Regions from separate parts of the Homo sapiens genome. Here region 2 is linked to region 1. A link is an interaction called in ENCODE POLR2A ChIA-PET data of the cell type or tissue named here. Cell type or tissue: B cell. All regions are shown on one strand. Links, peaks and the distances in the headings refer to the core of each region. The heading gives the core; the rest is flanking DNA. Region 1 holds the start of LOC124902435 (a long non-coding RNA gene). Region 2 has its middle 15 kb from the start of LINC02625.

Region 1 (6,839 bases), core at 1-5,000:
ACATTTGTTTAATGCTAGTCACTAATTAAATTTATGTTCTTCCACCAACTGTTAGTTGGTTGGAGAAACTCAATGCCACATTTTAACAAACACTTTAACCCATGTCAATTTCAAATGCAACCAGTTGGAGATTTAAAAGGGTGCTCTTTGGAAATTTAGGTTGTGACCGAAAGTGGGACGGTGGGGAGGGATGTTAGTGAAGTTGCTCAAATCTGCTCAAAATAAGCTTTTTGGTCCACTTACTAACATGAAAGTCTGTAAGAAGTACAAACTATTTGAAGTACAAACAACTAAAAAATGTCTAATACTCTAATTATTAAACTAGCCATCTAGAAGGTCTCTAAAGGTACCTTTATTCCAAAAGAAAGCTTCCACTTTAAGAGGCTGGAGAAGAAAAACAGCATTAAAATTAGCTATACCAGAAGAAAGTTCAGGAAAACATTCAAAAGTCAGATGCTTGTTTTTGTGAGAACATTTAAAACTAATTTAGTAACTCTTAACAACCATTGTGATCGCTGTTAAATTGGAACTTCTTTCTATTACCAATTCTAGATCCAACAGCTTTGAAACTCAATGACTAATAATTCTTAAATTAACCAGAAAGGTTAAAACATTTTTTTCCTCATATTACGTTGTGAAACTCTAATTTTGAACACTCTTAAATGAGGGAACACATGCTTTCAGTTTTATTCTGTGTCAGGAATTTAGAGACCTCTTGAGCGGCAAGTAGGAAGCAACGTTTGGGAGCCGAGAATGTGGAAGAAAAACTCAAACACAGGTATTGAAAAGGGAAGATTTGTAAATGCTGATCTGAAAAGAGAGGGCATTGTAAAAAAATGTATTGCATACATTTATCTACTTGAAGTCAAAGGATATTTGAATACTAAAAATATGACAATAAATAAATTTCTTTGAAGAAGAAAAAATAAATACAAACAGTGTTGCCCTCTTACAGAATGACAGTCATTTGATAAGCCAGAGTTGTGAGAGATATCCAAAAACACAATTTAGAGGGAAAAAATGTCATGGCTCTTAGAATCTAATGGACTTAGATCATTTGGTTCCCCTTCCTCTCTCTGTCTTCCCTTCCTTCTTGATCATCATATGCCATCTCCTCATCCTCACCCCAACTCTGTTCACATAGCTACTTGCAAAATTTCTCTAGTAGCAGCACCAGGGCTGTTGGAATCATGAAGAATCAAATTTAAGAGGCCATAGTGGACTCCTGAAACCATACCAAGGTCTGCAAAGGATAAGCAGAGTAACCTGAATCTGGATAATCTGCCAACTAGTGATTCTCAGGAAAACATCAGCCAACAAAATCAAGGAATGTTTCAGTTCAAAGGGACCCTATGCTCTCTCCAGGCTAAGGGTCTCAACCTCTTCTTCACCCAGGTAGCCATGAGGGATTCAGCAGGGCTCAGCCATCCCAGCAGTCACTCTGTGGTAGTGATTCCAGAGAAGGGGTAGGGTGAGAGTGGTAGGGGTTCACGCCTCTAAGTATAGAAATTCCCAGGAACACAAGCAGTTTGATAAGGCTACCCCAGGGTATTCTGACATCCCTGCCCAGCCTGCTGAAAACCACTGATATGATCCAGTCTCCTCAACAAACAGATGAGAAAGTGATAATGTAAGAGAACGACTATCTTGGCTTGCATCTCGCCATCTACTGCACCGTGTAAGGCTTCCCAAACTGGTGATGTGATATCTTCTTCTCCTCCCCTTCTGTCTACATGTAGAGACACGTGACCAGTTAGCTAGGCAGAGATGCAGATTAAGATATGTATCCATCTTTGGTGGGCACAATGTGCGTGTACGTGTGCATGTGTGTGTATGAGTGTATGAAAAAATTCAGGACATGGATATCTATCACCTATCATCTATCTATCTATCTATCTATCTATCTATCTATCTATCTATCATCTCTCTACGTGTCTATCTACTGTACAGTACTAAAGTGGTTATCTATTTATCCACCATACAGTACTGAAGTTGTTTTCTTTCTATCTATTTATCTATTCACTGTTTACTACTGAAGTGGTTACCATTGGTGCATTTTTACAATACCTTATAACAATGAAAAGAGAGTGACTAGTTAAATAAAAAAGCATTTGAATAGACAAAGCCTTTTGAGAGAAAAGTAACATGAAAGCTTCCTGTCCTAAAGTCCAATTTCAAGGTCGACCAAGCAACTTCAGACTCTACATTGAACAACAAATTATAAATAATCATCTCTTACTCATAGTAAACAGAGGCTACGAAGGAGGCAATGACGCCTTATGCCGCAATAATTTGGGGGATGGGAGGGGTGGGGCAGCACATGGGGCTTGTGAAAGTGAGCCCCGTTCCCCATCACCGCTCTTCAGAAGAACTGAAAACAACTAGGCACACACGCACAAGAATCAGGTAGGAAAAAAAAAAAAAGACTCACCAAACTCATCGCATATACTCTCGTTTTCTATGAGAGTCGGGTGGTCAAAGGTGTCCCGACAGTACAGGATCTGAGGGTTCCTGCTGACCACTGCAATGCCCCCCAGGGCCAATGCAAACTGGTCCGTTAGAATGGAAGATGGCTTATCCTGGATGCGTTTCAGCATCGAGCGGTACCGGCAGTACTGGGGGTAGCTGAGAACTATCACGTTCGTTTCTTCCTCGTCCTCCCCTAGACAAACGAGAAAACACTTCCATTACCCTCTTCCCTCTGACAAAGAACTTTCATGGCCATGGTATAATTTCAATAATCACTTCTGGTTTGGGACTAAAAAGACTCTCATCCTTGTTACAGTCTGGGGGATGCCAGCATCCTCCCAGCCCCACTTCACCCATCCAGCCCCACAGAATACGCTTCAGGCTACCCGCACAGTGGACCTTCTTGCAGAGAAAAGAAAAGAGTAGGCTGGCCCTCTAGACACAGTAAGTAATGTTTGTGTCATCAGCAAGCAGTAGGACCCAAAAACTGTTTTGAAAGAATCTTCATTTTTTGAAGCATTAAAGTCATCCTCATCATAGGGAAAGGTAGAACTTTGCTGGGCTTCTTTACATTTATTTCTAGTTTGGAATTGCTCTTATATTGGATTATACAGATGATCCTCAACTGAACGATGGTTCCACGTACAAAAGCAACATGCATTCAGTAGAAAGCATACTTTGAATTTTGAATTTTCATCTTTTCCTGGGCTGGTGATATGCAGTAGGACACTCTCCTGTAAGGCTTGGCAGGGGCAGTGGGTGGCAGCTCCCAGTCAGCCACGAGACCAAGAGGGTGAACACCGGTACTCTACAGTGTACTGTGTTGCCAGATGATTTTGCCCAACTGTAGGCTATGGCAAATGTTACAAGCCCGTTTAAGGTAGGCTAGGAAAGCTATGTGTTCAGTAGGTTAGGTGTATTCAATGCCTTTTCGACTTGATATTTTCAGCTTACAATTGGTTTGTTGGGCTGTAACCCCATAGAAAGTCAACAAGCATCTGTATAATCTTTTCAGTGCTTGGAGCCTCTGAAAAGGTCATCTGGCCCCAAAGATGTCCATGGGTCTAAAATGCATCGCCATCTGCTCTGGGGTCATGAGTGCTGTTCAGCAACTATTTCCTGTTCTCCTTTTGGGCCTGTGGAAAGCCTGTGTGCCTCACTCTCTTGGAGGCCAGTGGCCTTGTGACTTTCCTTGGCCAATGAAATATGACAGAAGTGGATGGTTGCTTTAAGACCCAGTGTACCACTGACCACAATCTCTCTTTGTCTTTGCTGTGACCATCTATAATGTCCCAGGATAGTGGCAACTCTGCCAGTCTGGGTCTTGGAGTAAAATTAACATGAAGCAGAACCCCTGGTTGATCCAAAAGAGACATATAACATAAGCAGAAAATAAACCTTTGTTGTTCTAAAGCAGTGGTGATTTGGGGGTCATTTGTTATTGCAGCATGATCTAGCCCAACTTGATTGATACACCCACCTTCTCCACCCTCCCCATACCCATACTCCTCTCTTTTAACGTTCCTCAAATCCATCTGGTAACTTGGCACACCTCAGAGAACCATGCTGGGAGGACTCCCTAAGCATTCTTGTGAGAGAGTTCTATCAAAACCACCTTAACTCAGGGGAACATTTCAGCAAATTTAGCGAAGCTTCCTCTTATAATGATCTTAATGCTTATTTACACCTCACTTTATTTTGTGCTCATTTGTAAACACCAGATTCTGCATGGATGAAGCCTTCCTTCATCTTAAGCTTGAGAAATGGCAAACACCGTGCTTTGGTGGCCTCCACCTGTACAACATCAAGCTGAATTTAGGCTCCATGACCCAGTTTGCCATCACTCCGCAACCACCCCATCAGAGCGGTTGTAAGCAATTCCCAGACATGTCACTTGCTTCTCCAAAGGGAAAACACTCAATATTTCAAGCCCTTACCATGCTGCAGGGAATTGCACTAGACAGTTGTTAAGGATACCGACATTATCATGGCCATCTGGTAACCAGTGGGAGACGAATGAGCAAGGACGGAACATAATGATGGAACATAACCAGTACCAATGGAAGGTGTGCATGTGACCTTTTCAGATAGGAGGCCAATACCCAGATGTATTTCTAATTATGTTCACTTAGTTCCTCAGGCTGGCGGCTTTTCCACGGATGGAGATGTTTAGCTGCTTACAAGATGACATCTTTTAACAGTGTACACGTCTTCAACTCCTGCCTGGTCTGTGTATAGCTGCTTTGTCAGCTGGCACACTTAATTAAAAGGAAATATGTTTACCTTGAAGGCAAGTCCCCCAATGCAAACTAGTTTTGAGATGCTGATATATGTCCCAAGGCATGCCCATCTGAGATTTTTACAGCAGACCAAGACGCTAAGTTCAAACTTTGGGTTCAAAACCGTGCTTTTTATACAGCTAAAGCACAAAAAGTTTTAGTGAAAATATTCAAATGCGGTCGTTTCTCCAGAGTTTTTAAGTGCTATTTCAAGAAGCAGCCCCCAATGTGTCAATTGTATTATTACACTCGATTTGTATTATACTCGATTTGTCTAAGACATTGTTAATGAGAGAGAGGCATATAACCATTAAGTGCCAGGACTACCCCTCATAGCACTTAACACCATCTCCCATACATAGTAAATACTGTGCCTGTAAATACCTGTTGATTCTAAAATTCTATCTTGGTTGTGCAATTAGCTTTCTATGATAGGGGTAAAGGTGCATCAATTTCTCCAAGTATTCTTGAAATAAAATGGAGAAAAATGTGTGTGCTCTCAGGTTGAAGGAGTATAAATGAACAGTTGCTTCAGAGTAAGTTTCATGGAAGATGTCACCTGGACTCTTGGGACCACTTCACTTCCTTCATATCCCTTCATTCTCCTTTTTTTTTTCTCTAACCATTTTTCATGATGATGCCATCTCTAACTGCTTCCCAATTCTCTGTTCTGGATGGAGTCGGCTCCCTGGCAATCTTCTGTGCCTAGAAATGACCTCTTTTTTTTTTCTCTCCACCTCATCCTAGTTCAAAACATTTAGATCACGCAGTACCCAAAACACTAGCCAAGTCATGAATCCTTCTCTTTCTGTTGGAAGAAAAACAGCAAGTTCCCCCTACTCTCAACTCCTACAACTGTCCGTGCATCCTGGAGACAGTGTTGCTAATAGTGGTCCTGGGACTGTCTGCATCAGAATCAGATACTGTGCCATCGAGAACCAGTGACTCAGCATCTCTAAGGCTGGGGTCTAGGAATTTACCTTTTCAACAAGCATCCCAAATAGCTCATGCACACTAAACTTTGAAACCAGTAACTCTGAGTTTACTTTTTTGCGAAGACTTAAAGTAAGGTTGTTAGTTTGGATTTTGAAATATATATATATATATATTTTTTTTTTTCAGTTGTCAGACTTTTAAAAAATTCTTATTTCTCTCCTAACCCCCCAGTACATAGAACAAAGAAGCAAAATCTCTTCTCTCTGCCACTTTTGCAGGATTGTTACAGATATCACAGAAGACAGCAAATTTTAAAAGCCCTCTTAACTAAAAATACGAGAAACAGAGAGACTGTTTCCCCATTTAGAAAGCAAGTATTAATGCTATTTCCAGTACTGATAATAAAACACTAAAATTCACAAAGGTTTTTTATATAGTGTTTTCACGTCTCTTTTGTTCCTCACAACAACCTTATTAGTGGCATTACTAGTTGTTAATATTCCCCAATTTGAGACTATAACCACCCAATCCTTTTTTTTCTTTAAGAGATGGGCCTCTCTCTGTTCTTCAGGCTGGACCCAAAACTCCTGGGCCCAAGCAATCCTCCTACCTCTGCCTCCTGAGTAGCTGGGACTTATAACCCAATCTTTGAACTCCCAGTTTGGTGGACTTTTCATTAGGATAAAATGTCTCAAATAATAATAGTAATAATAATAACAGAGATTTAACTGGTTTACACTATTAGGGACGAGGATGGTGGCCTTTGATCAAGTCAAATATAAGACTTCTGTTTGATGTAAGACTGTAGAATTCAGCCAGTTGGAAGCCAGAATTCTACTCTCCTTAGGTTAGCTTGTTACTTATTATTTTGGAACACTGCAATTTCCACTGTAATGATTTAACATTATTGATACATCATTCATGTACATTAACTTTCTACTTTCTATGCATGTGATAGGAAATAGTCCCAACTCTATGTGTTGCCAGCCTAGAACCCCTACCTTTCATCAACCTCCTTCCACACACTAAGAGGCTACAGGCACAGCTGGGGCTTGGTCTATTGTGGCAATGCTTGGTGGGGCAAAACACAAATGATAACTTTGTTGCTTATGAACAGAACCTCCCGTTTGGACCAGAATTTTGGCATTGTTTGGA
Region 2 (7,549 bases), core at 1-5,000, 120 kb after region 1:
ATGAAAGAATAAAGTTGGCCTTTGGGCATTAAAGCACCATCTCCTATGGATAGGAACGTTAGCTAGTTAGCCCAACACAGAAGATCAGTTTAGATCTTCTGGTTAAAAATAAAACCATTCATTGAGATCGAGCCCTGAGGGAACTCGGGATGGGTAAACAGCTATATTGTGTGACTTTTTACCTTGCAGTTAACTTCTCTGCCAGATAGAAAGTGCTTTACTAGTAGATTTCTTTTTCCTTTGTATCTCACACAAAGCCTATCCCACCCGAGGAGGAGCCTGAGAGAAAGTCACTTCAATTCAATTTTGGTAATTTAGAGATTTTGCTTGGCACGCAGTCTCCTTCCAATACTTGTCTCTATAAACATTGATCTTCTCTACCTCTCTGAGGGTCTCTACCCTTGGTATGTCGCTGTTCCTCATCATTTAGTAGCTGGGAAATATAAAGGCAGAAGTCCTAAATCTGTGGCAACTTTAGAACTTCTAAATAGTAGAGCCCTGGAGGTAGTAGCACAGTTGGAGGGAGGTGGCTGGACACTCTAAGTTGTGTCTACATAGTACTTAACACAAGAGTGAGAAGGTGTCAGGTGTGTGAATCAAAGAATGGGCTACTGATAAGTGACTTAGCCCTGAGGAAGGGTAATGAATAGTGACCAGGCTCCAAAGAAAATGTGCCCAGTGCCCTAATCCTTGGGTCTCTGCTTAACCTCAGCATGCCTTCAGACACAGAGGAATTGCTTTCAGTGATTGAGTTATCATCAATATTCTATCTCAGATGGAGGGAACCAGGATCTTGAAAAGACAGAAAACTTTTATGACTATTATTCTTTTGTTCATGACATTTATGTTTCTGAAATGCCTCTACTTATTCTCTCTCTCATGATCCATTGCAACCCAACTCAAGTGCCCCCACCTCCTTCTATAAAGAATTCTCTGTTGCTACCAGACATATTGAGAATGATCTCAATATACCTGGAACTGCATAGAAAGCTTGGACTGCTTTCCTTGGCTGTGTCTTTTTAAATAAGTCGTATAGCTATATTCTTCTGGCCTTGAGGGACAGGAACCCTATTACATAACAAAAATGACAAAACAATGCCAACAACTAGCATGGCACAAGCCTATTTATTTCAATAGAGAGAAGCCTAGTGGTTTAAGGTATACATCATCTAGCAAACTAAGCTTTCAGTACTGAAGCTTTGAGGCTTCAAGTGGTTTGAAAAGTCCAGTGTACCTAGAAACTATTCTGTGCTTGGGATTAATTGGCTTCTAGCTCAAGACCAAAAGGTAGGAGACACTGGTTGTAGGACTGGTTCGCTCATCATCAAGACATATTCTCAGTTACTTCTTGCAGTCTTGGTTCTCTCATCTGTCAGTTGACACAGAGCCAATCATACCTAAAAGAATTATTGTGAAAACAAAATAAAATAATGGATATGAAAAGCCTTTAAAAGTTGAAAGCACTAGGCAAACCCAAGGCATTATTTGGCATTATTGTAAATATGACAAACCAAATCTTACGCGGCAGAGGAGATTGCAATTATAAGGATGGGTGGTCAATACTTAAGATTCATGTATGATCAATGAAACCAACTATCTGTGGAAATGACATCCACCAAGGAAAAGCCTGAGTAGTTGAGGAGGTCACAGGGAGATGAGGACAGCTCATATTCAATCAAGGGAGAATATTCATATTGCTGAAAAATAGAACTCTGGGAGTTTTTTTCATAAAGTGTTGGCTAAAGTTTGATCTGTGAAACAGGTTTTTCAGGGACAAAAATGGGTAAAATAGATTTGAGTTAGACAAAGTCAAATAGAATTTTCACTCACTGTCTTTAGAATGCCAAGTTGACTCTTCAAAAGGGAGAGAGGCAGGGATCTTTAATCTTTTCAAGGGCAGTCACCTGGCAAAAGCTGAAGCTCAACCCATTGTATTAGATCTAACTGCAGGGAGTATGTGTTTATGATCTGCTTGGAGTTTCTGAGATGAGAACCAAAAGACGAAGACTTGAATGATGTTTCTCCAGCACTATGAAAATGAAAGAGTCAGGTACAGTGGCATGCACCTGCATTCCCTACTACTTGAGAGACTGAGGTGGGAGGATTTTGAGCCCAGGAGTTTGACACCAGCACGGGCAACATAGTGAGATGCAGTCTCAGAAGAAGAAGAAGAAAAGAAAAGAAAAGAAAAGAAAAAAGGAACTTCGGTTTTGGCAGTCATGGGAATTTTGGTCCTAGGAAAGCTGGAGAAAGCTGGACTCTATTATGACAGAGGGGATTGATTAGGCACACTTTGGTATGGGAGAATTCTCCTTCCAGACAACTGTTGCCCTTGTCCCAATCCTTGGCTCTCCCACCAACCTTCTGTTACCTGCTCAGCTTCCAGGCACTGTCATCATGGAGAGCAGTCTAAATGATGGACAGCACCATTCAAGAAAAAAAAATTAAAAATTATTAAATTCATGTTCATTTCTCTTAATTACTAATCATAAAATTAGAACATTTACTCAAAATTTCAAACGGAAGAAATATAGAGTAAGAAGTGGATACTCTTTCCCCATCTATCACCATGCCATGACACATAGTATAAAATTGCTACATTAAAAAACAAAATGGGCCAGGCATGGTGGCTCACACCTGTAATCCCAGTCAGTGCTCAGGAAGACTGAGGGGGCAGGATCACTTGAATGCAGGAGTTCAAGACAAGATAGAGAGATTCTGTCTCTACAAAAAAATTAAAAAATAGCCAGGCATGGTGGCGTGCACCTGTAGTCCCAGCTACTTGGGAGGCTGGGGCGGGAGAATCACTTCAGCCCAAGGAGGATACAGTGAGCTATGATCGCCGCTGCACTCCAGCCTGGACAACAGAGCAGGACCCCGTCTCTAAAACACCAACCAACTAACCAAACAAACCAAAAAACCCATGAAATGACTAGAAGCCAATTCACAATATTTCATAACTATTTATTTAACCAGTTCTCTATGGCTGGGCATTTAGGTAGTTTCCAAATTATCATCGTGACAATAGGTGTTGCAATAAACTTGGACATTTATTTTTGTGCATTTTCTATGAGAATAGATACACAGAAGTGAAACTGCCATCACAATGCATAACTAAATGGACAATTTGGCTATGTACTGCTAAATTGGCCCCCTCAAAATGGCACCAATTTCCACTTCCACCGGGAGTATATGAGGGTTGCCCATGAATTTGGTCAGTTGGGTGAGTTGCTTGGGACAGACCATGTCTGAAGCAATGACAGAACTGATGATCTGGACTGCAAAGTCTCGGGAACTTGATGACACAAGAGCTACTCCTGTGTCGGGCCTTGTATAGGTCGTTGGCATGCCACCCCAAACAACACTGACCTCACACATCTCTCGTTAACTGTAAATCAGACCACATTATGGCTCCTGAAGTGTACTAGACTGTACATCAATTTCCTGTGAGCGCCCTAATCAATTGCTTCTGTGAGGGGTTTTAAGGGACCCTGAAACATCACCCTTCTTTTTGGCCCAAGGCTTGAATCAATTAGAGCTAGGCAAAAGAGTAAGACAGAAAGAGTCAAAACATCACCTTTGTTGTTGTTAAAGTTGCTACTGAGGAATGTGGTTATATCTGCTGTGCCAGTGAGCGTCCCCATTCTTAACTGTGATATTGCAGGGACCACACCCAGCCTCCAGCAGCATTGGACCACTGCTGATCTTCCTACAGGTTGAGGAGTAAGTTCACTGATAAATTTATTAGCTGGTAGAGAAATATCAGGAGCACATGCTCTGTGTGAGTGTGCATACTGCCAGAGGAAGGGGCTTGGCAACCCATGACTAGTGTTTCTTTTAAAGCTTACCAATCAGATTATGTCTCTTTTTCTTCTCTGGAGGAAAGTAGGAGTGTTACATTAGTGGTGCTCTTTTTACAAGAAGGAAGTATCAGGAATAGGGGAGATTCTTGCTCTTTCTGCCCCAACCTTCCCCCTGCCACACTATCCCAACCGCGGTGTCCACCTAGAATGTTTAGTGGGAAAGAGTTTCATAGTTGATTAGCAATGTCTGCCATGAGAGTGGGCGGGGGGAGTTATGGCACATTTGTCATACATTTTCAATCCTGCAATAATTATGCAATGAGTAATATGTGGTTAGTATAAAGGTTCGGTACAATTGTGTCTTCTAAATTATAAAAGAGTTTCACTACAGATCAGCCACCCCCACAGACTTTTCGTCTCTATTTTTCTGAGTGTTCTCTCTCCTATAGTAGGGTGGAGAGATACTCTGGTCCCAAATAATTCATAACAGTCTAGGTCTTTATACCATTTGGTGCTATTCCCAATACAGAGCTGATATTTTCATTGTAATGGTTCATAATTAAGAACTCACATATCCAGATCTCCAGCTTTTACTACTGGGGTAACAGAGGCAGAAAAGAAAAAAAAAAGCCAGTATCAGTATTTGCCAAGTGGCCAAGGATAAAATTGGTAGTGGAAAAATTAGATTTTCAAGCTATTAAAAATTTATTACAAACAATGGAGCATTTAAATAAAATGAAGCTGATGTTGTCTTTCTAAACACTTGGCATGTTCTACTTTGTGCTCTTGTTGATATTCTTTCTTACAGAAGGAATTTTTATTTATATTTTATTTTTTTGCATGCAGATACTTTCCATTTGCAGTACTGAGGAGAAAATAAATTTTTTACTTGATTGGGTGGCTTTGGTGCTAAAGAGAGGAGCCAAATATGTCAATGTCCAATTAAGCTGGATTTAAAAATGCATGAGCAGCCTAATAGGAGAGTAATAGATGCTGGGTGGGATCGAGTTAGGAGACAGGAAGGGGTGTATTGAAGAGGAAACCACTGGGAAGACAAAAAGAGAAAAGATCTTTTCTTCTATTAACGTCTTTCCTTGTAGATACTTTATTATTTCTGGCCCTTTCCCATATTCAGCCAATAAGATGGCTGTTCCCTGAGATGGGACTCTAATTAACCCCAGATGAAGTTAGCCTCTCCCAAGATCCCTGACCAAATACCTTCCCCTTCAGACTAATTTTTCCTGAAGTTTAAACATTGGTGCATTTTCTTTCTGATTTTTTCTTTATCAATTTGCCACTTGTGCTGTTTCCTCTCCTCATTTTATATAAATAAATATATATATTTAGAGACAGGGTCTTGCCCTGCCACCCAGGTTGGAGCATAGTGACACGATCATAACTCACTGCAGCCTTAAACTCCAGAGCTCACGGTATCATCCTGCCTCAGCCTCTGCATAGCTGGCATTACAGGCCTGAGCCACCATGCCTGGCTATTTAATTAATTAACTTAACGTATTCATTATTTTGAGACAGAGTCTCACTCTGTCACCGAGGCTGCAGTGCAAAGACATGATCTCGGCCCACTGCAACCTCTGCCTCCCAGGTTCAAGCAATCCTCCCACCTCAGCCTCCCAAGTAGCTGGGATTACAGGCACGCACCACCACGCCCAGCTATTTTTTGTATTTTTAGTAGAGCCAGGATTTCATTACGTTGGCCAGGCTGGTCTTGAACTTCTGACCTCAGGTGATCCACCCACCTTGCCCTCCTGAAGTGCTGGGATTACAGGTGTGAGCCACTGCATCTGGCCTGGCTATTTGTTTTATTGCCTCACTTTTAAAACTGTTTATAAATGAAAGAAAAGTCAGTATCCACCTGCAGTAAATACAAGGAAATCATACAAGTAAGTACAACGGAAGCAAAAATGCTACTTAAAAGTTTTTTAAGAATAAAATTCACCAATGAAAAACAATTAATGATAAATCAGATAAATTTAAAAATTTCCACACCTAAAATAAATTTCTCAATGACAAAAATAGATCTATTTATTTGTAGTCACTAATGGAGGGATATTTAACTAATCAGTGCTTAGTTCCACCTAAAAATCAAGTCATTGTCTGCAGTTTGGGAAACAGACTTTTCAAGGGGGCAGTGAAGTAAAGTAGGAAAAGCTGGGATTTCAAATCAGACCACTCTGAGTTTGACTTCTAGTTCCAGGTGTTACTGGTCCCTCACAGTAAAAGTAGGATGACAATATCTACTTCACAGGACTGCTGTAAGGCTAAAATGTAATTGTATTGAAAAGCATTTAGGACATACTTAGGCAATTTTAGTTTTATTCTTTTCTACCAATATAATATTAGTAGAATATCCCCAGTTTTGGAGTATTTTTGTCTTGGTGGAGAAAGGCATTAACAAAACATGGAATCATAGAATTTGAGAAATAGAAGACATTTCTCAGAAAAAATAAATAACGTTTACAGGCTGTATTTATTTTCCATTCAAAATAAAAATAGTTTTACTGAGTCCCATGGGAAAAATGTACCGTCTTACCACTTGCATGATCTACTTCATTGACTAGAAGAATGTCAATGAAAAAATTCTCATGGTTTGTCATCATTTAGTGTAAATATCTGGGTTATTTGAGAAGCAGCAACAGAGGTAGCATCCTAATCATTTAGCCTTATATTCAAAGCGAGGCCAGTGGGCTGCATGGCATCCGTGGGCCTCAGTAGCTCTTCACTGAGTAGCCCATTTTTTTCAGCACTGATGAACAAATGGAGATGCAGAGCATTGAGTGTCCCTGTGACATTAACAAATAAATAAATCACATTGAGTGGCAACACAGAGATTTACCCAATATATACCCTATCAAATGCTTATTAGTGACCCAATACCAATTGACAGTATTTCATACAGTTTTGGAATAACAGAATGCTTGATATAGAAGGAAATTCAGGGCTTGCTTAGCTCAGGGGTCAGGTAGCTAACATTAAGGAGTGACGTGGGGCTGGAGGCACTGGGGAATCAGAGAGATCAAGCTATCCTAAAAGGGGGCACTTCCTAAACTGTTTCCCTGCAAGCCTTTGAACCCAGTATTGCCAGATATGACTTCTAAAGACAAGCTAGGGGCCGAGTGCGGTAGCTCACTCCTGTTATCCCAGCACTTTGGGAGGCCGAGGCAAGTGGATCACCTGAGGTCAGGAGTTCAAGACCAGCCTGGCCAACATAGTGAAACCCCACCTTTACTAAAAATACAAAAAATCAGCCGGGTGTGGTGGTGCATGCCTGTAATCCCAGCTACTTGGGAGGATGAGGCAGGAGAGTTGCCTGAACCTGGGAGGCAGAGGTTGCAGTGAGCCGAGATCATGCCATTGCACTCCAGCCTGGGCAACAGAGTGAGTCTCCATCTCAAATAAATAAATAAATAAATAAAATAAAGAAAGAAAATAAAGAAAACCTAGGAATTTGGATATTGCCATTTTTATGTGAAAATTTCTTTACATATTGGCAACAAAACACCTCCCACCACCGCCCCTCAATCCCACACCTAGTGCTCCCCACCCCACTCAGAAATCTCCATGCAGGTCAAATAAAACATGTCTGTGGTTTCCATGTACTCTGAGTGTTGAATGTCGGTGCCTCTGGTCTGGTCCAACTGCCTTCTATGTTGGATGGGAAATGGAAGTCCAGAAAGGAGAAATGACTTAACTACGGTCATATCAGAAGCCTCTCTTCTAAAACCTCC

Evidence for each region. ChIA-PET counts read pairs that join two places held together with the same protein. Peaks named below come from ENCODE experiments on the same cell type or tissue, not always from the same donor. Only the 100,000 strongest peaks of a DNase experiment are listed, where the experiment ranks them.
Region 2: POLR2A ChIA-PET joins it to region 1 with 6 read pairs; 7 of 35 experiments call an interaction of 5 or more read pairs at or near these places.

What each region holds. Positions count from the first base shown.
Region 1 is chr10:61,995,914-62,002,752 of GRCh38, reverse strand. It overlaps ARID5B (AT-rich interaction domain 5B), which reads right to left. Exons shown (of 10, transcript NM_032199.3): 4 at 2,432-2,662. It overlaps LOC124902435 (a long non-coding RNA gene), which reads left to right and starts at 2,303. Exons shown (of 3, transcript XR_007062155.1): 1 at 2,303-2,406; 2 at 2,786-2,913; 3 at 4,602-4,686. In B cell, for the core only: no CTCF peak of the experiment used is centred there; DNase peaks (open chromatin) are centred at 772, 1,792, 2,312 and 3,522; H3K4me3 peaks cover 3,058 bases; H3K27ac peaks cover 4,942 bases.
Region 2 is chr10:61,879,359-61,886,907 of GRCh38, reverse strand. No RefSeq gene overlaps it. Among named protein-coding and RNA genes, the nearest start is that of LINC02625, 15 kb to the right of the region's middle. In B cell, for the core only: no CTCF peak of the experiment used is centred there; no DNase peak of the experiment used is centred there.